3 separate regions of the Mus musculus genome follow, and all the other regions are linked to region 1. Evidence: chromatin loops called from intact Hi-C (ENCODE). Cell type or tissue: heart. All regions are shown on one strand.

Region 1 (8,000 bases):
CAGTACTTTGTGTTGTAGACTGGAAGAACACACAGCCACATGCAGCCTTTAGCTCTTCTTCCAAGTCCAGAGATGCCCAAAGGTCATGGTTCAGAACTCAGCGTCCTTCCAAGCGCATATGCATACTAACTTTGCTACAGATGATTTTGTATTGGATAAAAGCTGACTTGAGGGACTGCCTTTGCTTATAAAAGAAGAATTTAACTATAAAAAAAAATTCCCTGCAATTAAAGACTTGGCTAGAGTTAGAGTTATGTGACTTCCCATAATGACTGAGAGACAGGTGTCTCAGGAAGTGGAAGCTACAAGAGACTGACAGAGCTTGACAGGCGAAATGCCACTGACCAGGATCTCGTGGCCAGCATAGTCGAAGTGGTTTCTTGATTGGAGAGGGTATAAAGAGATGGACAGAAAGGAATGTCAGAGACTAAAATAACTGACATCATTATTCATTGTTGTGAGTGCATATAGTGTGTGTGTGTGCGCACGTGCATGCATGTAACATGGCACATATGTGGAGATAGCATGGCAATACTATGGAGTTGATACAATTCACTCATATTTACATGGACTTGAACTCGGCTCACTAGGCTTACAGGCCTTTACCCACTGAGCCGTCTCCAACCAAAAGTGGCATTTTGACCATGCAAGGGAGAATGAATGACCTTGTTTCTGGGTTCTTGGGCAAGTGTTTATACAACCATCAGAAGTACCGAGTGTCATTGTTACCAGTTCTGTGGAGCTTCACACACACTGCATGGCAGCAATCCAATGTCTGGCCAAGCCGCAAGCAGTTTCACCAAGGCTTTGAAGCAGCAGTGTGACCCTCCCTTTCTATGGCAGATTTCCAATGAAATAGATCAGTAGTCAGACCCACTTTGAGAAGAAACTGACCTCCTGTGTTGGATGCTTCCTACGACTGAATGATAGGAAAGCCTTTGGTTTACCAAGTGATTTCACCTGGTCTCACCATGTAGCCCAGGCTGCCCTCAGTCTCACCACACTCCTGCCTCTGTCTCCCACAGGCTGATATTACAGACGTGTTCCACCATACCCAATTTGGTTATTCTAGTTTTTCCTCTTTAAAAATACAAAACAAAACAAAACAAAACACTTACCTGCCACTGAAGGCATTGCAGATGTGGCTGCTGTGTCACATGTGCATCAGAAGGTGGCAGAGGGGAGAGACGCTATGAGTATGCTCAGTGTTCTTTCCTACGAACATCTGAATGATTAGCAGCCTAACTTACCTCCCTGAAAAAAAAGCAAGCCCGAGATAACCAACAGTCTGGTGCCATGGAGTCTGGACATCATGCAGGCCTGGAGGTGGGGAGGTGGCAGACCACACCAGAGATGACGCCTGCCTGGTGCCATAATGCATGGGCGAGGCATAGCACTCCTGAGATGAGTCTAGCACTCAGATACTCTGAGTACCATTAAGCAAGTAAGTGGTGGAGAAATGGAAGAGAGAGAGAGAAACAGAAGGATGTGGGCACAGAAGAGAGGCAGAACTAGAGACTCGAGGGTAGTGAGGAACAGCCTGATGTGAGTAGCCAGTGATGCCATCTGGAACCATGGTGGGGTCCTGGCTTGTGCTGCCACTAGGGGCTACATCTGGGTCCATGGCCCTGCAGCAGAAGGGGGTCTGTTACTACCAAAGACCAGGCAGACACCTAATTCCTAGTTTGGGCTTCGGTCTGGGGAAATGTTGATGCATGAGGGCTGTGTGGAACTGGCCTCATCACTTGCCTGGGCATTGTGGAAGAGCTGGCCCTAGGGACACAGAACAGGAGAGCGGAACCCACCCTCAGCCAGCTGCAGTACTTGGAAGAACCAGCCCCGCACGTTTCAGGAGTTGCAGGTTGAGCCAGCTCTGACAACACCAACATGGGAAAGTTGGCCCTGCCACTTGACTCTGGTGCAGTTTGCTTTGGCATGGACAAGAGAGATCTGGTCCTGGGGTCATGAGAGTAGGAGAGTGGACTCTTACCCTCACCTGTTGTAGCACTCAGGAGATCTGGCCCTATACCTCTACTGAACAACGCAGTAGAGCTAGCCTTAGCTGTGGGCATTGCAGATAAGCCAGCCCTGAGGGCATGAGCACGGGAGAGCTAGCCCTGCCTCTTAATGTCATTAATTGAGGTTACATGCCTATATGGATATGGATATACATATGGATCCTACACACATAAGCACAGCCTGCTCAGTATAATGTTACTTGTATGCACGTTTTCAGGGCTGACTGATTCGGATAATCACTTCACGTGATTTTCCTCGGGGAAGACTATTTCTACAGCTTGGCATTCCTCAGTTGCCTGTAGTTCTTTGTGTAGTGTTGAGGCCTCACGGTCTTTTCCTAGCAGTTTAGACATTCTTAAAAATGAAAAGATTCAGAAGTAGGAAGTCAGCCCAGTCTGTCAGCGGCTGGACGTGTCGGCATGAGGATCTGAGTTAACCTCCAGGAGCCGCTTTAGACAGACAAAGATGGGTGTGGTGCTGTGTGCTTGATAACTCTCTGCCTCTAGCCAGTCCTTGGTCTGGTGTCACAGGCTGATCTTGAACGCACAACATAGTTGAGGATGACCGTGTACTTCTCATCTTCCTGCCTTTACCTCCTGAGTGCTGGAGTTAAAGGCATATGCCAGCCCACTCTGTTGATGTGGTGCCGGGGACAGAACCCAGGTCTTTGTGCTTGCGATGCAGGTGCTCCATCAGCTAAGCTTCCAACCCTTTTTGCCTTGATGTCACACTGTCACAGAGAGGTTAGGTTCCCAGCCATCCACTGGAGGGTACCCAGTGCCTCTCAGAGAACATGACAAATGCGGACCTATGACTGGATCCACTCTGCCTGCTACTGCAAGGCAGTCTCCACTACGCACCACCTCCAGTTAGCTCATCGTTAACGCCACAGAACGGAGATCGTGTTTGTACGTAACCCTTCCACCTTCCTGATTTTTCCCCTCTCAGAAGCTACGATTGGAGCAAAGAAAAGACAGAATATTAAAATTCCAGTTTTGCATTGCTGAACTACTTTCCCAAAGACTCTGACTGGTTAATTCTCACTGAGTGCTTGTCTAGCACCCACCGAGTCTTAGAATCCATCTCCAGCACCATGTAAACACACACACACACGCACACACACACACACACACACACACACGTGCGCATATATATGCATGCTTTTTATTCCAGCACTAAAATCATTCCATTGGATCCAAATGGCACCTTTGAGAGACTTGGAGGCAGACAGAATGGCACATCCTAAATTTGTCTATGAATACAGAGGTGTAACTTTTTGAGGTATCAAACCCTTAGAGATCCTTGGTACCACAGCCTGGATGCGTGCAAAAATAAAAATATAACCTCTGGGTAAGCTACAGTCTCTGGAAGTTCTTTTTTGAAGCCACCAAGAGCTTTCAGCCTTCTTGTGGTGTGATGGGTTCTGCCCTCTGTACTGCAGGTTCATTTCCTGTTTACTCATGCAATTACTTGGTCTTTCATAGGAGGGGTTTCCGTTAACTTTCAAACTACATTTCACATTCAGTGTTGATGTCTCAGCTTCCAGATGTAAATCTGTGAGACACTACAAAGCATATCTCAGAGGTATTCTTGGTATAAGAGAAAATCCATACTGATGTCGATTATTGGTGGCCTGAGGAGCTGAACAATCTTTAGGATGTTTGTGTACTGATTTTTCACTCTTGAAACACCACAGAAGTACCTCGGTGTCTATAGAAAACAACTTAAAGACCTTGTTTCAAATAACGCCCTAAGATTATTTTTGTGTAGAAGACGCGGACTGTTTCTATGGAAACAGGTTTTCTCTATTTCGTTCCGCTGCTGCCATCTAGAGGACAGGAGAAGTACAGCAAGTCCTAATGCGTCATTTTCCCCTGACCCAACCCCGCACCGTTGCCTGCTGCCCTTGAGTTAGTACCGCCCTGCTTATCTCCTGCCCTTTCTCAGTTTACATCACAGGGTTCTTGCCCAGAGAATAGATTGATCCTGTCCAGCTGAGCACAGGCGGATGCAGAGTGAGCCTGGTGCCTCTCAGTCCTCTCACACCTGTGGCTCCTCTCTCATCACGGATGTGAAGTAGGAAAGAGGTAGTTGATGAACTTGCTGTGGGATTCTTGGTGCCCGGCAGAATTCCTATGGAGGTTGCCAGGCACTGGAACCTTTTAGAAGGATTAGAATGTCCCCTTAAAGAATTCCCTTGCAGGGCTGGATTGGCTACCTTGCGAGCACAAAGTGATCTTGGTACCTCCCCCAGTCTCTCGACCACGCTGTGTTGCGCTTCCTGTTCAGTGAGCTGAGCCACCAGGGGTTCTCACCTGAAGCTGGGCAGGTGGCCCGACAGCTTCTTGAAGTTTTTCTGTGTCCTAATCTGTGAGCCAAAAGAAACTGCATAAAGTGTACCGTTTCAGAAATTGTTTTAAACTAACAGGAAGTGAACCTGCAGGCTTCCATCTCATCTGTTTTTAGGAAGAGACTTCTAGATTGAATACATAAAAGCCAAGTGGCAATAAAATTATGCATATCTCAGTTGCTCCATCAGTAATGGCACCAAGGCGCCTCAAAGTCGATACACAAGACGCTCCTCCCCAGGGATACCCACTGCCCCCTGGAACTTGCTATAATAGAGCATCCGTACCATTTTGCAGAAATTATTTAATTTTCTGCCTTCCACACAAAGCTATTGGCCTTCATCTGCTGATGATTGTTGTAGCCCTTACACCGAATAGACATCCCATGAGCGTTGTTAATGAATACATGAAGAGTATAGTTTAAAACCTTTAAGTTAGTTTCACCAGTTCTCAGAGTAGTTTAGTGTGGAACATTCCCATAATAGCGTAATTGCAGGTCAGTAGGCAGCCACTTCTGACAGGTGTGAGGTTACAAGGCTGGAGCCTCTGATCTGTCATTAGCTTCTTTACACCATCCCTGTCATTAGAAGGTGTGTTTGGACAAATTGTAACAAGTTTCTTAAGTGCAGACCAGCCGCAGTGCTGAAGCAGTAACACCTCTCTCCCCAGCATGGGGTAGTTAAACGGAGGGCTAGTTGGAGAAAAGCCACGCCCACTGTGAGCCTAGCAAAACAGTCACAACAATGAGCGAAGTTCGGACCACCAAATCAGGTGTGGAAGCCAGCCACAGCCCTAGGACGTGGGCTTCTCTCAGATAACCAAAGCCAAACAGTAAAGTCTAGGCAAACAGGGTCAAATTAACAACAATACAAACCACAGGGGAATTCCAATCGCAGCTGAGTGCAGAACAAGTGGGTCTACAAGTTGACTTTGATTCCCCAGTCCGGACCCCCTCTCTCCACCCACCCCACCCCTCCCCCTCCAACCCTCCATCCCCCACCCCCACCTCAAAACAAAAGGCACCCTGGGTCCTTCGTACTGGCAGATTACAGTGTCAGAGGCTGTGTTAGTGAATGGTCTGTGGATCAAAGGGACAGAATGGAGATACAGTTCAAGTAGCCAGAATTTTTTATATACCCCCTCCAACGCCCACAAGAAGACGGGTGGACCTTAGACTCACTATGCTGCTCAGGTTGGCTCAGAACTCGTGATTCTTTTGTGCTGGATGTGTGTACTCCCACACCAGGACAGAATTTAGTACTCGTAAAAAGTCCCACAGTGGTGGCAGGGCACAAAAGTGATGTAATTGGGCTACAATGTGACGTTAGAAAAATGTGCAATTGTTATAAATTCAATTATAGCTTAGACTTTAAGCAGACTTCTCTGGGGAACTACTAGCAATTTCAGTGGATGACGTCATAGCCCTTCCTTCCTTCCTTCCCTCCCTTCTCTTTTTCTTTATTCCAGTATGCTATGAGAGTGATGCAGGCTGTCACCCTCTACAAGACTGGCTGTTGGGACTGTCACTACCCTTAACACACGTGTGGCTCAGCTGTGGCCCTAGCATCTTCCTCCTGACTGCCTTCTTCACCACTTGTGGTTTTTAAAACAAACAAACAAATAAACAGGGTTCAGGGTCAGGTCCTCATGCATGCAAGGTGGGCACTTTACTGACTGAGCCTCTATCTATCTAACAATACCAACATTATCACTATTTTACATTTGTCCATTTATTTATTGTGTGTTTGACATGAATACTTGTATGGAGGTCAGAGAACTTGTGAGAGTCGATCACCTGCCCCTGCAGACCCACCTCCCTGGCCTCATCATCGCTATTTTCAAATGGTGAACAGTTACAAATACGGAATAAACATCTGCTGCCTGTTCGCACCTGTTTGCCTTGTTTTCTAGTCTCTGTTTGAAATGTGCATCATCATCTGTTATATTGTGTGGAAACAATCACGGAGTTTCCCTGCTCCCCAGAAGGCTGCCTGCTGGAGAGGAAGCTGCAGGGCTCTGAGCACACAGCTCTCTCACTGCACCTGATGCCCCTCTTAGGTAATCCCATCCGGGCTTTGAATCCTACCCATCCTCTAGCATAGGATGCTCGGATCCTGTACTTAGAGCCTCACTGTGCCCCATGTTCATGCAGTTATCTCATTTCTTCTTAAATGGCTAGCCATGGACTGCATCCCCTGTTACTCCCCCCATCTACCTGGCTTTACCCTGACCATAAATGGTCCCATCTTTTGACTGATTGTCTTTCAAATGTGGGTAGTTGGTTATTCTTTTTCTTCATCTTCAAAATTTCTTTCTAATCTGAAGCCTAGTGAGGCGACTCCCTGGGTGAAGAAGGTACTTGCTGGGGATGCCTGGAACCCCCTCCCCCCAAAAGGTCCAGATGCAAAAGCGTGCATGACCAAGCCAGCTCAGTCAGTCAACAGGTTCTCCCTCCAGCGCAGAAGTGAGGATTAAAAAGAAAAAAGTCAATTAGACAACATTGTAACATGACCCCAGCCAGTTCTGAGGCAGGTTTATTTTTTCCTAATCTGCTTTTATACCATTTTAATTACATGCAAGTACTAAGATCAGTTCTAGGTTGAGGAACAAGCAAGACAATAAACACAAATAGTCAAGGAACAAGCAAGGCAATAAACAAAGTCCCATGATCACTCCCGTGATCATGGTTTCTAAGGGCTTATCAGGATGACCAAGATATCTAAGCCTACTTCCCTGTCCTAGCCCAAAGTCATATTCTTGCCTGAAGCTACTTCTTTGTTCTAGCCTAAAATTAGATTCCTGCCTGAACTTACTTCCCTGTTCTAGCCTAAAATTAGATTCTTGCTTAACCTTACTTCCTTGTCATAGCTCAATGTCAGATTCCTGCTTGAAGCCCATTTCCTTGTCCTGGCCCAATGTCAGATTCCTACCAAGTGGCCCCCAAACGCTCTCCACACATTTGAATCCAAACATTCGAAGCCAGCAGGTCAGCTGGCTTGAAGTATGCACACTAACAGAAGCAAGAGAGACCCAGACTAAAAACAAGAGAGAAGGAGAAAACTCACTTCTGAAAGTTTTAGTCTAACCTCTACACGCGCACACAGACACAGACACACAGACACACAGACACACAGACACACAGACACACAGACACACAGACACACACACACACACACACACACACCAAATAACACATGTCTAGCCAAGCAGCTCTTGACTGAAGTAGAAGTTAAAAGCTGTTTGATTCTTTTTCATTCCCTGTGTCCATATTCTACACAGCACACAGAAAGATACTTTCAAATTGTAAATTGCATTCCTCTGCAGTCAGAGTAAAACCTAAACTTTCATGTGAAGCCCGCCTCACTCTGCTTCCCAATTCCAAAGCCCCTCTGTGCAAGTTCATTCTCCATAAGGTTTGGGCCTCATTTTTTCCATTCCATGGAAACATCTACTTCCTCAGCTTATACAACACTTGAGTCATAGAAATCTGAAACGAGGCCTGGGCTGGGGTGCTCCAAGCCTAGAACTCATGAAAACCATTGTGCGTGCTGGCACACACCTGTAGTCCCAGCACCAAGGTGAAGAGTCAGGTGGCTCTCAAGGGCTTCCTGGCCAGGCAGCCTAGCCTACTTG
Region 2 (8,000 bases), 680 kb before region 1:
TGGATCTTATTAATAAGCCTTGTCCCTGCCCCATCTCCAAATAGCCTGCCCAAGTCCAAACCACACACCCTGCTTCTCAGCGTTTTAAGCTTGGGAGGTAGGGAGGGAGAAAAGAAGGAAGGAAGGGTTGAGGACTTGGCCTGGACTCAGTGGACCTAAGCTAAGTTGGCCCACCCGGCTGGCTGGCTCACAGGATCTCGAAAGACTCACTACTTTACAAAGCAGGGCGCCCAGCCAACCCGCCAGGGCTCAAGCCTGGATGCCGCGGCTACAGACCCAAAGCGCCTGCCACGCCCCTAAAGGGTACAGCGCGGCTGGGGAGATCCGGCGGGATGCCAGCCCCAGGAGGCTCTGCCTTCTTGGAGATCTCAGTCCCTGTTTGGCGGCCTTCCTAGTCTCCAAAGGTGGAGGGGCCTCCTCCCGGCTGGCAGTCCTGTGGCGTGGGATTGGGGCCGGGGCTCAGCCACCTGCGGCTGCAGAATCACAATGCAACCGAGCATGGGTGGCGCGCTCAAGCCTGGCTCACTGCTTTTTGCTCAACCTGGCTGTGCATTCTCCACCGACATGGCTTAGTTGCGGACTTAGTGGGCTGCACGCCTGTCCCCTCTGACCTTTGCCTAGGTTTTCTGTCCGTATGCTGGAGAGAAGACTCCTTCGCCGACAATTCTTCCACACTCCGCAATGGCGGTTGTCTAACCCTTTTGCAGTCCGCTTCCGAGGCAGGACCTGTTCTTGGTTTCTCTACTCTTCTGCTTCGCGAGACAGATGACCGCAGCGCTGGGACCCAGGACGCCCAAGAAGCGTCCCCCAGGCTCCTCGGTGCGCGTGGGGGGTCGCGAGGCTAGTCTCAGGTTGGGATTTCCCTAACCAGGCCTAGCCTCTTCGTGGAAAAAGGGTGGAGGTGCCGAGGCAACGGCTCCTGAATGTCCATCATTTCGACCGACTGTCGGGTAGATTTCTCAAAAATCCCCTCTCGTCCGAGATCCGATCCCGGAATCAGATGAGAGGGCACGTCATCGCGCGGAGCAGCTCCTTTAAAAACCATCTTGGATCCGCTAATCTGGAGCAGGAATAAACACACCCTCAACAGCAGATTTGCAGGGATATGGCATTAAATGTGCAGAATGCTATCCTGTTAGGATATGTTAAGCTAGTTTCTGATGGCAAGCCCTAACCTTGCTGATAAAAGTTAAAACGGCAAACATGTCCCCGAAGTAGGAAATGGCCATTTTGTTCATTTGTTGATTTTTTTTAAATTTTAAACTAAACAAACCAACATTTCCCGCTTTGTTGGGAAGTCAGAGGCTGTGTTCTTTTTGTAGCCGGCCTTTCTGAATCAGTCACAAGGCGGCTACTTTCCCTCCCTCGCTGACAGAAGTTACAACTCTTTCTTACACAGACAGGTTTGGAAGTATTAAATAAAACAAATCAAAACTGTTTCCAGGACAACTTGGAGTCCTAACCAATAAAATGTATCACAGACCAATCTTCCCTGAAATTCTACATTGATATCAAAGTAGAAAAAGACACCTGTTTGGTAGACAATAGCTGTATTTAACCGATTGCCAGGAAGGAAAAGTTTGATCAAGAGTGGTTTGAGGCGAGGGAAGAGGAGGGGAGGTAAATACTTGAAGGAGAGACAGGACTTTTAATTACATTCTGGAATTAATAATCAAATATAAACGAGTTACTTCATCCACTAGACACCCAAGCACTTTATATTTGGAAACCTTGTATCTGAACCGCAGCTGGCGCTTAAGCGAAGCACTCTCTTCGCTTTAGTGTTATTTTATGAAAAGCGGACAAGCGGAAGAAGCATTTTTTTTTTTCTATTTCCCTGTAGTACCATCGCTTAGCCTTTAAAAGAAGACCTCAAACCAAGCCAGGATGCGGGTGGGGGAAACTGGGGTGTAAGGAGGAATGCCGTTTTTTAAATAAATGAAATGGAAAAGAATGTAATCTCTTTGGCTTTTGTTGAAGTATAGTTATCTTTTCGGGGCATAAAAACTTGTTTCCGCACCCCCACTTCCTTTTCTGGGGGCAATAAAGAGTTTTCTTTAACCCCAGGGCAAGGGCTGAAGCGGGTTCGGGAGGGCGCTGTGTATCTCCCACTGCGTCCAATAGGGGGCGCTGGCGTGAGACCGCGGAGTCGCTTCTCTTCTGAGCTGCTCCCGGCCCGACCGCGACAGCCGCTGGCGAGGTCGAGCGTAGAGCTTTCGTCTTTGCGGATAAAAAGAGATTAAAGGCTAAATTCTTTTTGGGTGGTGTGTGTGTGTGTGTGTGTGTGTGTGTGTGTGTGTATGAAGAGAGGGTATCAGTTTTAACCAACTATGAAAATGTAGAGCTTTGATGTTCTTGTAAAGAAACTCCTATGGGTTGTAAAATTATAAGGTTTCTGAGCCAATACGCAGCTACACTGTGTGTGGAAATTATTTAATTAAAAATATATTTTTCATACGTTCATACGTTCCTTTAGAAGTACTTTAAAAGCTGACGCTTATTCTTCTGGCTGGCCTGTTGACCCTGCCACAAGTTTCTAATACTTTTATTTTAGCTGTGTTGAAGGCCCTTCTGTTAATTCGAAGTGGAAAAAAGAGACTCAAATATTTAAATCCCTCACTAAACAGTTACTGGTCTGTTTCCTTCCATACTTTCTTTAAACGCGGCAGTTATGTGATGGACACATTTTACTCTGTTGGCGCCTCAAAGACAGGTATAAATGACAAAAAGGAATTCTAATAGGAAAAACTGGGTGTTGGGCCACATAACCATCGTTAGTACAAGAAGTCTAAATAAAATTGTAACCCCACCCACACCCACCCCAACTTAAAAAAAAAAGAAAACCAACCAACTACCCTTCACCTGTATTTAAATAGCGTGTCTTTAATTACAGCGGCGGGGGTTGCCTGAGGCTGGAATGAAATTAGCAGTCATTACCGTCCTTTAACTCCGTGGTGCTTTGATCAGCACTAGATTAGTTTTGCAGTTCTAACAAAGGCTCTACAGCAAGCAGTGGGCTGTAAATAAGACCGCGCGACCTGCCCTCAACACCTTTTCTCTTGTCAATCATAGCTTTATCATTCAGCCCAAGATTAACCTTTATCTACCAAAATTTTAAATAAAAAAAAGAGGGAAAAGAAGGAGGAGGAGGACGACGACGACGAAGAGGAGGAGAAAGAAGGAAAGGGAGGCCCCTGGCCACTGCACGCCTAGGTGACAGAGGTCCTCAGGAGCCTCCTTGAATTGCGATGATGGGCGGGTGTCAGGATCCTCAGACTGGCCTTCCCAACCACACTTCTCAGGCTGAGAAGCCCCCCTCCCCCCACACTGCTCATCCCCACAGGGCCTCGCTCCACGAATCAAACAGCCAGCCATCCTCAGCTTGGAGGCAATACGCGCGCCAAAAATCACCTGTACTAAGTTTCTGGACGGAAAAATACCTATCTTTTCTACTAAGTGCAGAGCAAAGCAAAGCAAAGCAAAAACAAACCAAATCAACCAACCAACCAACCAAACAAGCGCAACAAAAACCACAGCTTCAGCAGCTACAAAAAAAAAAAAAAAACCTTTGCTGAGCGTGGGATGGCGAAGGTAATGTCGTCCGATTTGTCATTAGAGGGCGCCAGAGAGTAGCCCAGCGCCCTAGCCAGCTTTTCTCAGCCCTCCCAGATCCCAGCCTCGTCAGCCTCTGTATTCCCTCTCAGGTAATATTTCTTGATGATCCTGCCCCCTTGCGTTTCTATCTCCCTCTATTCCAGTTGCATAAAGAATGAGGGTTAGTCATGTCCCCTGTCTCACTTTTTTAAATTCAAGCTCTCTTTCACCCCAATTACAGCACACCCCCACTCCCCCAGTCCCAACAGGGATCGAAGTGAGCCCTTCAGCATCTAAGTCACTGCGGTCTGCACAAGGATCTTAGTAGGAGAGCAATACTAGAATTTAACAGTTTTAAGATGGAAACCCGAAAATTTTCATTATTGGATTTACCTATAGGGACTCACAGACGTTTAGTTTTTGCTTAAAAAGAAACACACACACCCCTTTCATACATACATACAGCACCTTGATTACGTTCAGACCTCAAAACTATCTGCCCCAAAGAGAATAAAATGTCACTTCAATTCTGCATTTGTTAAAGAGATCTTAATTAGCATTTAATTCCCAAACTTAACACCTTCTGACTTAAATCGGCCTGTGTTAAATAACTGCTACACAGGGTGGGTATCCAGCTCTCTTAAAGGTCACACAGACACACACACACACACACACACACACACACACACACACAAAGAGGCAGAATGAGAGGAGAAGAAAGTGAGTGAGTGTGTTGGGGGGTGGGGAGAGGTAGCTAGCCTTGAATGTCAAAGTTGGGTTGCAAGCTACTTACGCGACCATGCCAGATCAGGGTGTTGTCTTGTAGCAGTTTGATTGGCAGGTAAAAAGCACTGAACGTGAAGGCTCCGGAGCCTCTCGTCAGCCCAAGCTGGATCACTCCTCACCGGACAGAACGAGTTGAAGGAGCTCGCACTTCCCCCCTCTTTCTCCATCCAAAGCACGGAGAATCCATTTAGGCTTTTCTTCGACCAGTCTCTCCCATCAGCGTCCTGCCTTCCGCGCACCACCTTACACCAGCCTCCAAGACCTAGTCTAGCTTTGCCTCTGCAATCCCCTGCAACAAGAAAAATCGTTTATGGCTTAAAACCCCAAATGGCTGATTTTTTAAAAGAGAGAGAGAGAGGGAGAGGGAGAGAGAGAGAGGAGAGAGAGAGGGTGAGGGGGAGAGAGAGGGGGAGCGGGAAGAATGCACCCAGAGAACAACAAAAAAGTCAGTTATCCTAACACTGCTCTATCCCCCACCGTACAGAAGAATAAAAAAAAAAAAACAAGCTTTATGTTTTTCAGTGGGTATTCAAAGATAATTTGATGCCATTGTTTCTGCTACAGATGGTTCTTTTAAATACAATAACACGGTTCTTTGTGCAGGCTACTCACAATAAAATCCAAAGCGTTCCCCTGAATAACCATTTTGTTCTCTCTTGTATGGGGCCAACAAAAGATTCCGTGAGGTAATGGGTTCTGTTTATTGAAGCCCATAGAATAGGGGGTTGATAAAGATTTTTTTTTTTTTAAGCAGAAGACCTTGGAAGGTCGGGCTGATCTCTTCATATTTTTTATTAAAATATTTGTCCAATACATTATTCCTTGGTGCAGCTGCAAGCTTCCTCCTCAATTCTTAATCAGCCCAAACATCTGTCTCTGGAAGGCTTTAAAAATCTGCATGCAATTGTATCAGTAGTGCAGTAACCTTATGAAACCCCAAATCTTCAGGCTCACTACAGTCTTGAAGGCAACGCAGTTTCAACTGCCTCTGGGGGAAAGGACGGTTGGGGGGAGAAGAGACAGGCAATCCCAGTTCCAGTAACTTAAGGAAATGTGGCTTTCCTCTTCCCAGGCTGGCGGACCATGCTACCAGATGAATCAGCCACACGTATCTCAACAAGGGCTTCTTCCATCTTGAGATGTGCCTCTTCCATGTGCACAGGAGGGGAGGCATGGCTCCCCTCCACTTCCCCCCCCCCACCCCCCCACTCCAAGCTGGCCTTCCTCTCTGCTAATCTAAAAATCCTAGGCTGGGAGCCTAGGCTGAGAGGAAGCAGTTAAAGGTCTCTAACACCCAGTGAATCCTACTCTTAGCTCTCTTTGATTCATTCCTAGCTACTTGTGACTTTGAAGGGTCCTGGGATCGGACTGATGGCCCACCTCCAGCCGCAGTGCCCCACTCTCAGGGTGGCTCTTCCAGCCATCTGCTCCCTTTCTTTCAGTTGCTTCCTCTCACTTAGGAAACCCAAACATGAAAACTCAAAGAGGGTCCGAATGAACCTTGAGCAGCGCCCCCACAATGGGACAGGAGACACTGCAGGGAAGTGGTGAGTTTGGGGCGGACCTTTCTGGCTACATGGAGAACAGGCTGCTCTTTAGGCCTGCAAGAGCCCAGAGCCACAGACTATACTCTCCTGACTTATGCCGTCAGTGGTGTAACAAAACCTTGGCAGCAAAATCATTTTAGGGCTTATTTCTTAATAATTTAATTTCTAAATTATTTGAGACAGGGTCTCACAAGGCAGCCCCAGTTGGCCTGGGACTCACTACACCAGGCTGGCCTCGTTGCCTCTGCCTCCAGACTGCCGAGATTAAAGGGTGCACCATCATGCCTGGCTTAAATTATTTATCGTATAAATTGTTGAGATAAGCAACCTAATAGAAGTCTGAAAAGAATAAAAATTGTGGCACAACTTTAAAAAGTTAAGCATTTCTCTCTCTCTCTCTCTCTCTCTCTCTCTCTCTCTCTCTCTCTCTCTCTCTCTCTCTCTGTATTTTTGGTACAAAGTAAAAGGTTTCCCAGTGGCCCTGGTTGTCCTGGAGCAAACTCTGTTGACCAGGCTGACCTTGAACTCAGAGATCCTCCTGTCTCTGCCTCCCCAGTGCTGGGATTAAAGGTGAAGTTAAGCATTTCTTAAGACTGGTTGAAAAAAGTGAGCCCCATTTGGTGCTGTAAAGCTCAATCCTAGCATGCATGAGGTCATAGGCTTAATCCCCATTGCTGCCAACAAGAAAAGACCTTGAGCCCGTATGAGTGTGTGTGCAGGGAGGGAGGGATCTTTATGATTGCCTATGGAATGTGTGGGTATTTTCTATTTGGGGCACTGTGGGAGTGTGTGTGGCACCATACAATCAGTAGGAACACTTCCAAGAACTGTGGGGATGAGGAAGGCAAGTGTGACTTGAATGCCCACGTTGTCATAGCAACTGATTCTGGAAAGACCAGAGTGACCATTGTACCTCTCTCCCTATGTTTCCACTATTTAGATTTACAAGGATGTGGTCAAAGTTTCCCCATTTTTTACATGGACTGAAAGAAGACTCAAGCTGATGACCCCTCTCCACTGAGGAAGCTGAGATTAGATCTGTACCATCCCAGCCCTAAGAAGTTTGAAATTAGTTGTCCCTTGTCTCCTGGAAGCAATCAAGAAGGTGTGGCACATGCTTGTTTGTGTTCGTGTGTGTGTGTGTGTGTGTGTGTGTGTGTGTGTGTGAGAGAGAGAGAGAGAGAGAGAGAGAGAGAGAGAGAGAGAGAGAAGAATGTAAGTCACCAAAAATCTAAAAAGGGTTAATGCAAGGGCTTTGCACGCAATAAGAAAAAAGTCCAACACTGAGCTAATTAAGGAAGGGAGAAAATGTTCCAGCAAGTGATGGCTCAAAGCCATTGCAGATAAGAAATCTGCAGTCAGTGGGGAACTACTTATGAAGGAAAGAAGGAAGGAATGAAGGAAGGAAGGAAGGAAGAGGGGAGGGAGGAAGGAAGGGAGAGAGGGAGGGAGGGGGGAGGAAGGAAAGGAAGGAAAGAAGGAAGGAAGGAAGGAAGGAAGGGGGAGGGAGGAAGGAAGGAAGGGAGAGGAGGAGGGGGGAGGGAGGGAGGAAAGGAAGGAAGGAAGGAAGGAAGACGGGAGGGAGGAAGGAAGGGAGAGTGAGAGGGAGGGAGGAAAGAAGGGAGGGGGGGAGCAAGAAGGGTGGAACAGGAAGGAGGAACAGGAAGAGGAAGGAGGGAATGGTAGAAAGGAAGAAGGAAGGGTTTGAGGAGAGGAGGGAGGAAGGAGAGGGACAAAGCTGACTAGTCTTCCGCCCCAACCACTGTCCCCACGCTTGGAGCAAAGAGCCACGAAAAGGTTGCTAGAGGCTTGGGAAGCAGTAGCTGCTCTCCGGGTGTTTAGATGGGCTCTCTGGGACCTAGGCTAAGTGGCACAGGTCTTCCATTGGGAGAATGGGTGAGGTTTCTTCAGAATGGGAGTGGCTAGCCCTCTGCAGGAATCGTTCCGTTCAGTATGAGGAAGGAAAGAGGGAGGGAAGGAGGAGAGAAAGGTGGAGAACCTTGTGATCTAGGAGGCAGCACAGATGGCAGCCAGCTTATAGACAGCTGGCCTGTGAAGCCATCAGCTTCCCTC
Region 3 (8,000 bases), 330 kb before region 1:
GTGTATAAGCACACACTGACCTATATACCACTCACATATGTTTGCTATTACCATATAAAATTAAATAGATATTATTGTGTCATAAAAATAACAACGTAAAATGATCCATGCTTGTCTTTTGCCACCCTGTGGTTTACTGCTAATCACAATCATTAAACATGTATCAAGGCTCAGTGGGTAAAGGGCCTGCCACAAAAGCCTAAGGACTCAAGTCAAGTCCCCAGTATCCATATAAAAAGCGGGGTGTAGTGGCTCATCTAATCCCAGCATTGTACAGACAGACATAGACCATTCTTTGGGGCTCAGCTGTCCTAGCCTAACTGGGACCAGTGAGAGGTTGTCTTAAAAAGCAAGATGAATAGTACCTAAGGAATGATAGTCAAGATTGACCTCTGGTTTCCATACAAACACACACACACATACACCACAAAAGGTAAATAAACCAACCTTAGCTGTTGTATGACTTCTGTAAAGTATCTGACATTAAAAATGAATCTTTAATCTCAAAGGAAGGAAAACACCTTACATGGAAGTGTAAGCAGTCTTGCTGATATGTCTTCATGTATGTCATTTAATCTGGGGATTTCAAAGTGTTTCTTGAAATATACAGAAGAAATTGAGTTCAATTCTGCATCCTATAGCATCTCGCTCAGCCTAAACACATAGCAGTTAGTGTGATGAATTTTTTTTCTCCACTTATCATAAGCTAGAATCATCTTGGAAGAAGGAACCTCAGTTGAGAAAATGCCTCCATCAGATTGGCACATGGATCAGTCTGTGGGGGTGTTTTTAATTATTGACTGATGGGGGACAGCTCAGAGTACTGTTAGTGGTGGTACCCTTGGGCAAGTGGTTCTGAGTGCTGTAGAAAGCAGGCTGAGCAAGTCATAGGAGCAAGGCAGCAAGCAGCATTCCTCCATGGTCTCTGTACCAGTTCTTGTGTTGAGTTTCTACCCTGACTTCATTTTCATCATGGACTGTGATTTGGACCAATAAGAAAACAAGCAAGCAAGCAAGCAAGCAAGCAAACAAACAAAAACATTCATACATAAAGCAATTAACTAAGCAACCAAACAAAAACCCTTTTATCCCCAAGTTGGTCACACGGTGTTTAGCACAGTAATAGAAATCAAACTGTAACAGTATGTAACAACTGCTTACATGTCAGCCCAGTAATGGAGGCAATGGTGTGCTCAAGCAAACTCAAGCTCATTTGCTAATAGATAGCTGAGCAAAAAGGCAAGCTGACTGTAGGATACCACAGCTCTCAACATGTCAAGACACCAGGTTTCAGTCACAACCAGTCCACAAAGATTTTGGTGACATTGCTGCTCAGAACTTTCTTTGAAAAAGAAAGGACTGTCACTAGAAGGTTCTGGGTCCAGAGCTCTGTCTAACTGATCTCCACATGCACAAATCTCACTTCTGTTTGTAAAGCAGACAAAGGTTTCAGAGTGCTCACTCAAATCCCCATGCCTACACAGCGTCAGAACCAAAGGGTGCTCTTTGTACACTGAACACAGATATCTAACCTGGTAGAGGATTGAAGGAGGGGGTTGAGAAACTGGTCCAGTCAGAATGGTTCTAATGGAAGAATAATGATCCACTGCATAGCATCATTAATGAATCTGGGTTTTCATTAGATTTATCAAATAGATTTATCAAAAGTTACTAAAATTTGATCATTTAGTTTCCAAATATTTTATATTAGAAGTATGTCTGTATTATGTGCCTTGACTTCTATCAAACATTTTATATTGAAAATAACCTTTCCTTATGCTCATGCTATCAATGATTATTTTATACAATACAGGCATGTAACATTGGTTTTTTTTCTAATGCTCTGTACATTAACTAGGCCTAAACAGTACATATAGAATTTTAAAAAGGATTTATAATAGATTTATATAGTATTTAAAATAGGATTATAGAATTTAAAAAATTTACCCCAAAACAATGTAGCTTACTTAGAAGGTGTGAAGTTTAGTTTTTATATAAACTCCTCATCCCATTCCTTTTAGAGTTCTAATTTACATAGCCATAATATAGCAACTAAAAATCAATAAATTGCTTTGGTATCAAACTGTTAACTGAATGTCAAACTTCACACAAATGTCACCAGTTTTTCTATTCATAGCCTTTCTTTGTTTTGACCTAATACAGAACCCTAAAATTGGTCTCATCTGTCTCCTTAGTCTCCTCGATGAGTGACAGATCTTATGCTGCCCTGTCTGTCATGACCCCGTTACTCTTGGCCAGTTACTGGTCAGTTACTTTGTAGACTTCCCTTTTATTTCCCCGTCTTTTCGAATGATTCTATTGAGGTTAGAGATGCTAGACCCTATCTCTGGTTCATCTTACCAGGGGGTACATGATATGAAAAATCTTATCTCTGGCAGGTTCAGCCTGGTCATAGGTGAGATAGCACAGGCTGGGGCAGCTCATTGTTAACCGCTTTCCCACTGTACTTACCAAATTTCTCTGATTTCCTCTTACTTCAGAGTGAGGTGTCAGTATCAGGCACCGTTAGCACCTCTAGCAGCTTGCTTTTCTGATCTATTACAGGCTCAAAAATCAAGAAGCGATAGCCTGACAGAATTCTAAATCCTTTTAGAAACTGTGCTCTGAACAAAAGTTTATCTCAGACTTGTGAAGTTGTCTTTTTTTAGTACTTAGGCTGTTTTGTAGTTTCACATATTTCTCAGTCTGGGGTGTTTTCCTCTGGAATCTACATCATCGTTCGTAAGCTTTAATGAGTAGCCTTCCAAGTGGAGCCCTCCCTGGGAGGGACTTACAGATCAGATGTAGAGCCCTTAAGACAAAACTGGGGTTGAGCTATGGCCAGCTCAGAAAGTGGGTTTACTTCCCACTTCCCTGTCACAGAGGCCGTGACAGAACATGGACACAGGAATGTGGAAGCCATCGATTTCATAAGTACCCACTGCGTCAGCCGTGAGAGGACAGTCTGCTATAATACTCATAAAACAAGTGCTATCTCCTGTTGACACACGCTAAGTACTCTTTCTAAATCTTTAAACCTTACACTCCCAGTTCCAAATCAATAGGCTGAAGGACCAATAGACGACATTACATCTTCGTGATGCTACCCACATCACGGAAGAATATTTCTGGAATGGTCTTTTTCCCCACAATGCCGGCAAACCCACACCTCCTCTTGTTTGTCGGATTTCACTGAAACTATAATTTCTAAATATTTCAGAGAATAGTCCTTTTCTTTGTGCCTTACACAGCTCCCCTCCATTTAAAAGTTCTATGTGAATTATATACATTTCTACCCAGAACGAGCTGCATTTCATGTATAGTTAGCATTTATCATATGCTTAAGGTGTTTTTGTTTATATCGTTTTTATTTGATGAGGTTAGACCTGGCCCATTCCTCCTGGTTTATACAAACTGAGTAAGAACCCAAACATTCTCAAACAGCATGTCTTTAAATATGTGCATGGTAGTTATCTGTCTCCCTAGTGCACAGTTCATAAAGATGATTGAGTTGGCTGTTGTTCTGTTGTTTAATATGATAATTAGGCAATCACTAAATCTTACACTTTCTTACAGAAAATGTTAACACACATTGAGAAAACCAAAAGCAGAGAGCTGTAATCTGGACGATAAAATGCATTACTCTGTTTAAAAGGATTGTTTTACAGGCACAATTAACAATCAGCGGCCACAGTGTAGACGGTGTTTTGATGCCATCTGTTGGAATAAGCCTTCTCACTCTCTGGAGTGAAGCTATAATTTTCCGTTTACAGTTTCATTAGGCAACACGCAAGATTAACAGTCCCCCAAAGCAGAGGAATTCAGACACTTCCACTGTTACAGCCTCCTATAAACAGTTAGTTAGTAAGCTACTGAAATTTCCTGGAAATGCTATTAGAGAGCAGGCTGTGAGACCACACATTTCTATCTTGGTTGCAGCCTTAAAATATGAACAGTTCAAATGCCAATGGCTTCTCTACTCTTAGTTTTAGTACTGAAGATATGATTGCCACTCTCTTGCTTATTTCTGATATCTATTAACTAATAAAAATAATCTACCTAGGCCTAAATACCCTATAACAGTATGAGTGAGGAAAGTTAGCAACCTGCCCAATGTAACACATTGCTGTTTATTGTTATTAGACTATTAAATGTCAGATCAAAATCTCTGGGGTTTCTAATACACTAGAGGGTGCTAGCTCTCTATGTGTATACAGTTAGAAGGCAAAACTTTTACCATGATTAGTTTGGGGAATTACAAAAGTTGACCAAAAAAAAAAAAAAAAAATCCTATTAGAGTACATGGGCTGTGCTGCACATAAAGGAAAGAAGGAGAAGGAAAAGGTTTATTTAAGTCCAATAAGACTGAATCAGCAAGGGTCTAAGAAGAGAATCTGCCACCAAAAAGGCAATATCACTATAAATGCTGGTATCAATATGGCCTTTCTCTGTGACTGGGTCATTAGCTGCTGTCTCCAAACCTGAATGAAGTCCGCAGCTCATTAGACACAGAAGTATGGACTATGAGCTTCCGGGCTACCTCTCATGTGGACTGCTCTACAAGGGCAAGCCACCAGGCTAGAGGAGGCTTCTTATTATAGAAGTTGGCTTCTGCTCTCAAACAGAAGATGTGTGTTGTGACTCAAAATGAGCTCAGGACACTGTCCTTTTAGATGCATATGTAAAGAGTTAATGTATTTGCAGAATGACTGGTTCTGCCAGGAAGAATTATCATAAAAATGGCAGTGATGTTTACTTTTTAACATAAATTAAGCAACTTATGTGAGATTCTCTTCCATTGATAGGCTGTTTGAACAGTCTCAAATGGGAAGATATCACTGTGAAGATCTGAACTTATGTTCTACAGTTGACTGGTTAGTCACTCCCTAAGTAACTGATGACTTTCTGCAGGTCTCGACACAGCTGCAGAGTGAAAGTGTGCAGCTCACAGATGCACACAAGCATAAGCACACACGTGAGTGTGAAGAGACAGAAATAGATTTACATTGAATAGCTTTAAAAAGAGACTCAATCCAACAAGAACTTCATCACAGATTCTATCACATGTATCTGTGGGGTGTATGCCTTTTCTTTCCTTCCTTTGAGTTTGGTTTTCTCTCTTGAAAAGACTAGCTAACAGCATTCTGGATAGATAGACTCAAGCCCAGGGAAAGTGAGGTTGCTCACCTGCAAGTTTCTGCCCTCAGAGCTGGGCTGGAGTTCAAACTGTCCAAATCTTCGGAATTTCATTCTCAAGGTCTAGTCCAACCTCATTTTGCTTTCTCCTCTTTTTTTTTTTACTCCAGGAACCAAAATACATTCACATGGTCTCTCTAGTCTATGGGCACATCATCCAAAGGTGTTTTAAATGTCTGAATTTCCCCCTGCTCCTGCAGGTCAAGTGGGAATTGGGAGACTGAGTGTACCTTTGCCCACACCAGTAGGGGCTTTCCCAGAGCCTTTTAACATTCTGAAACATCTAAAAAGTGCCCAAATGAAGGATGTGTCCCATCATCTCCTGTCATAACAATTCTGCTTAGCAGAAACAAAGCCATGAACTTCCCAGAACGCAAACACGAAAAGACCACTATTTGTGCTTATATGCGCTAAGCAAACACATAAGAGCAATCAGTCAAGACCCTTCAAACCTAAGACTACCAAAGACAGTCCAATGATCACAGACACTGCTAAAATATAAACACTGGTGTCATTTTTATTATTCTGTGTCTGAAATGGCTATTTTTGGTCATCAACTTGACACCAGGAATTAATCTAAACTGAAGCTGCTAGGTATACCTATGAAGGATTTTTCTTGATTGGATCATTCCAGGTAGGAACGCTTGCCCTAAATCCATATCTTTTGAGATGGGAAGACACACTCTAAATCTGGGCCATCACTTTTGATTACTCCCTATACAAGGGACACGGAAGAAGGAAGCTCTCTCTCTTTGGTTGTTCTTTCTCATTCTCCCTGCCAAGTTGACTCCTTTTACTGTGATTTGAGCCCAATTCTTCAGGATTCTGGCATATACTGAAGACCAGCTGACACATTCAGCTTCTTGGACTGAACAACTGTTGGATTCTTAGGCTTTCTATAGAGAGACAGCCATTGTTTGACTAGCTAGACCACAGTCTATAAGCTACACCTATAGATAGATAGATAGATAGATAGATAGATAGATAGATAGATAGATAGATAGATATAGATGATAAAGATATAGATATAGATCCATCCATACATGCATACATGCACACACACACACACACACACACACACACACAGTTCTACTAGTTCTGTTTCTCTAGATAACCCTGACTGATACAGTGTAAAGTGTCCTGCCAGAATTCTACCTTGCAGAAGTACTCTCTGCAAATACATACATTTTAAAACACACACTTAAAAGGACAGCATCCTCAGCTCATTTTGAATCACCATAGAGATTTGTCATGGATCAAATTTGCATCCTCTCTTTGGGAGCAGGGGCAAAATCTGCCATTGTAAAGCATGGAAAGTGAGTGGAAGGCAAGAGAGTGCCTTTCAGATGGTCAGAGCTCTCAGAGGCATCAACTCTGATGACCGGGGCCACTCTGCACAGGGGAATCAGAATCTTGCTGTGCTCTTCCCATCTCCCCAGGGACAAGCCAGCTTATGGCATTTATTGGACTTATTCTTGAGTCTGGACTACTGGGGCTCATTTCTAATTCTGCCCCATGTTAGACTCATCACCATATGTAATCTACTTATTCTGTGCCTCCATGTTAATTTAGAACTTGCCATTTTTCATTTTCTGCATGACTAATGCTCCCTGTCTCCGTCACCATCATTTTAAAAGTCTCCCAGTGGGCTTCTAGCCTCAAAAATATGTTCCCAATATGACTTCTACCAAGCTCATTTGAAATTCGATAAAATTAAAATTCACGTAATGACTTCACACTAAACTCAAGTTCCAGTCCTTATAATAGCTTAAGCGGTCCACATGCTGCTCCGCCTGTTGGCCTCTGGGACCATCGCCTTCCCTCCTCATCTGCTTTGGAGCATTCAACATCAGATCTTGCAGGACTTGCAACATGCAGGACTTGCATCTGAGCTTTTGCCAGAGTGGTCCAGTTAGAACCTTCCTTCAATACCTGCCCTTTGATGGGCCTTCTATTTTTCTTTCTCATAGGGTGACTCTTCCTCTGTTTAATAAGCACACACTAATCCTCGTCTTCGCTACTACTCCCCAGTGCTCCTGCTGACCCAGCTTGCCCTATTATTCTTTTTCATGCCATATCTTACTTTTCAGTCAGTATCAAATGTACTAGTTTAATATTGTTTACCATCTTTCTTCTCTAGGTTCATAAGGCAGGGGCTTTCTCTATTTTGTTCATAGCATATTGCTTACAGTTTTCACTTTAAAACATTTCAGTAAGTATGATCAGTAAGATGCTGGTGTCTATTAGTGGCTTTGTTGCCCTGCTATGGAGAAACTCAATTTTCTTCTGCCCCCTTTCTCTTTCCCCCTCCCCCCCCCAACACACACACTGCTAGGTTACCATATGTAGTTTTGTTTTTTGAGATAGAATTTCTCTGTGTACCCCTGGCTACATGTAAACTTACATGTAGACCAGGCTGGCCTTGAACTCACAAAGAGCCTGCCTTCCTCTGTCTCCACTGAAATTAAAGGGGAGATTAAAGACAAGTCCACCATGGCCTGGCATGGCTGTTTCGTTTTGTTATTTTTGTTGTTGTTGTTGTTTAATGTTTTTTATGTTATTTTAAAATTCCAATGCCAAGATGGTTTTACTTCTTTGGAAGTTTTTGGCCAGTGAGGTCCTGTAAACCCTCAAACCTCACAGGACTTTGTTTTGCCATTGATCTTGGTTACACTCCAGAACTTGATTGCAGTAGGCTGTTCTTAGTGAAGATACCACGTTCTTGAGTCTTAGAACACGATGAAATGAGTCTGGTATGGACCTGGAAGCTGCATCCCTAATGGATGATAGTGCTTTAACAGTGC

What was found. Peaks named below come from ENCODE experiments on the same cell type or tissue, not always from the same donor. Only the 100,000 strongest peaks of a DNase experiment are listed, where the experiment ranks them.
Region 2: a loop joins it to region 1, with 5 times the contacts of the local background. A loop is called at or near these places in 19 of 42 quality-filtered maps.
Region 3: it touches region 1 in a loop (2.4-fold over the local background); 3 of 42 quality-filtered maps call a loop at or near these places.

Annotation. Positions count from the first base shown.
Region 1 is chr3:33,952,318-33,960,317 of GRCm38, reverse strand. It overlaps Gm23175 (a small nucleolar RNA gene), which reads left to right and starts at 1,118; the gene lies at 1,118-1,249. In heart, no CTCF peak of the experiment used is centred here; a DNase peak (open chromatin) is centred at 3,887; H3K4me3 peaks cover 934 bases.
Region 2 is chr3:34,635,027-34,643,026 of GRCm38, reverse strand. Sox2ot (SOX2 overlapping transcript (non-protein coding)) reads right to left here. Exons shown (of 5, transcript NR_015580.2): 3 at 4,388-4,669. Mir1897 (microRNA 1897) reads right to left here and starts at 4,563; the gene lies at 4,485-4,563. In heart, CTCF peaks have their summits at 2,093 (motif pointing right) and 3,625 (motif pointing right); no DNase peak of the experiment used is centred here; H3K4me3 peaks cover 1,839 bases; H3K27me3 peaks cover 5,746 bases.
Region 3 is chr3:34,283,784-34,291,783 of GRCm38, reverse strand. No RefSeq gene overlaps it. Among named protein-coding and RNA genes, the nearest start is that of Gm52623, 21 kb to the right of the region's middle. In heart, a CTCF peak has its summit at 4,183 (motif pointing right); no DNase peak of the experiment used is centred here.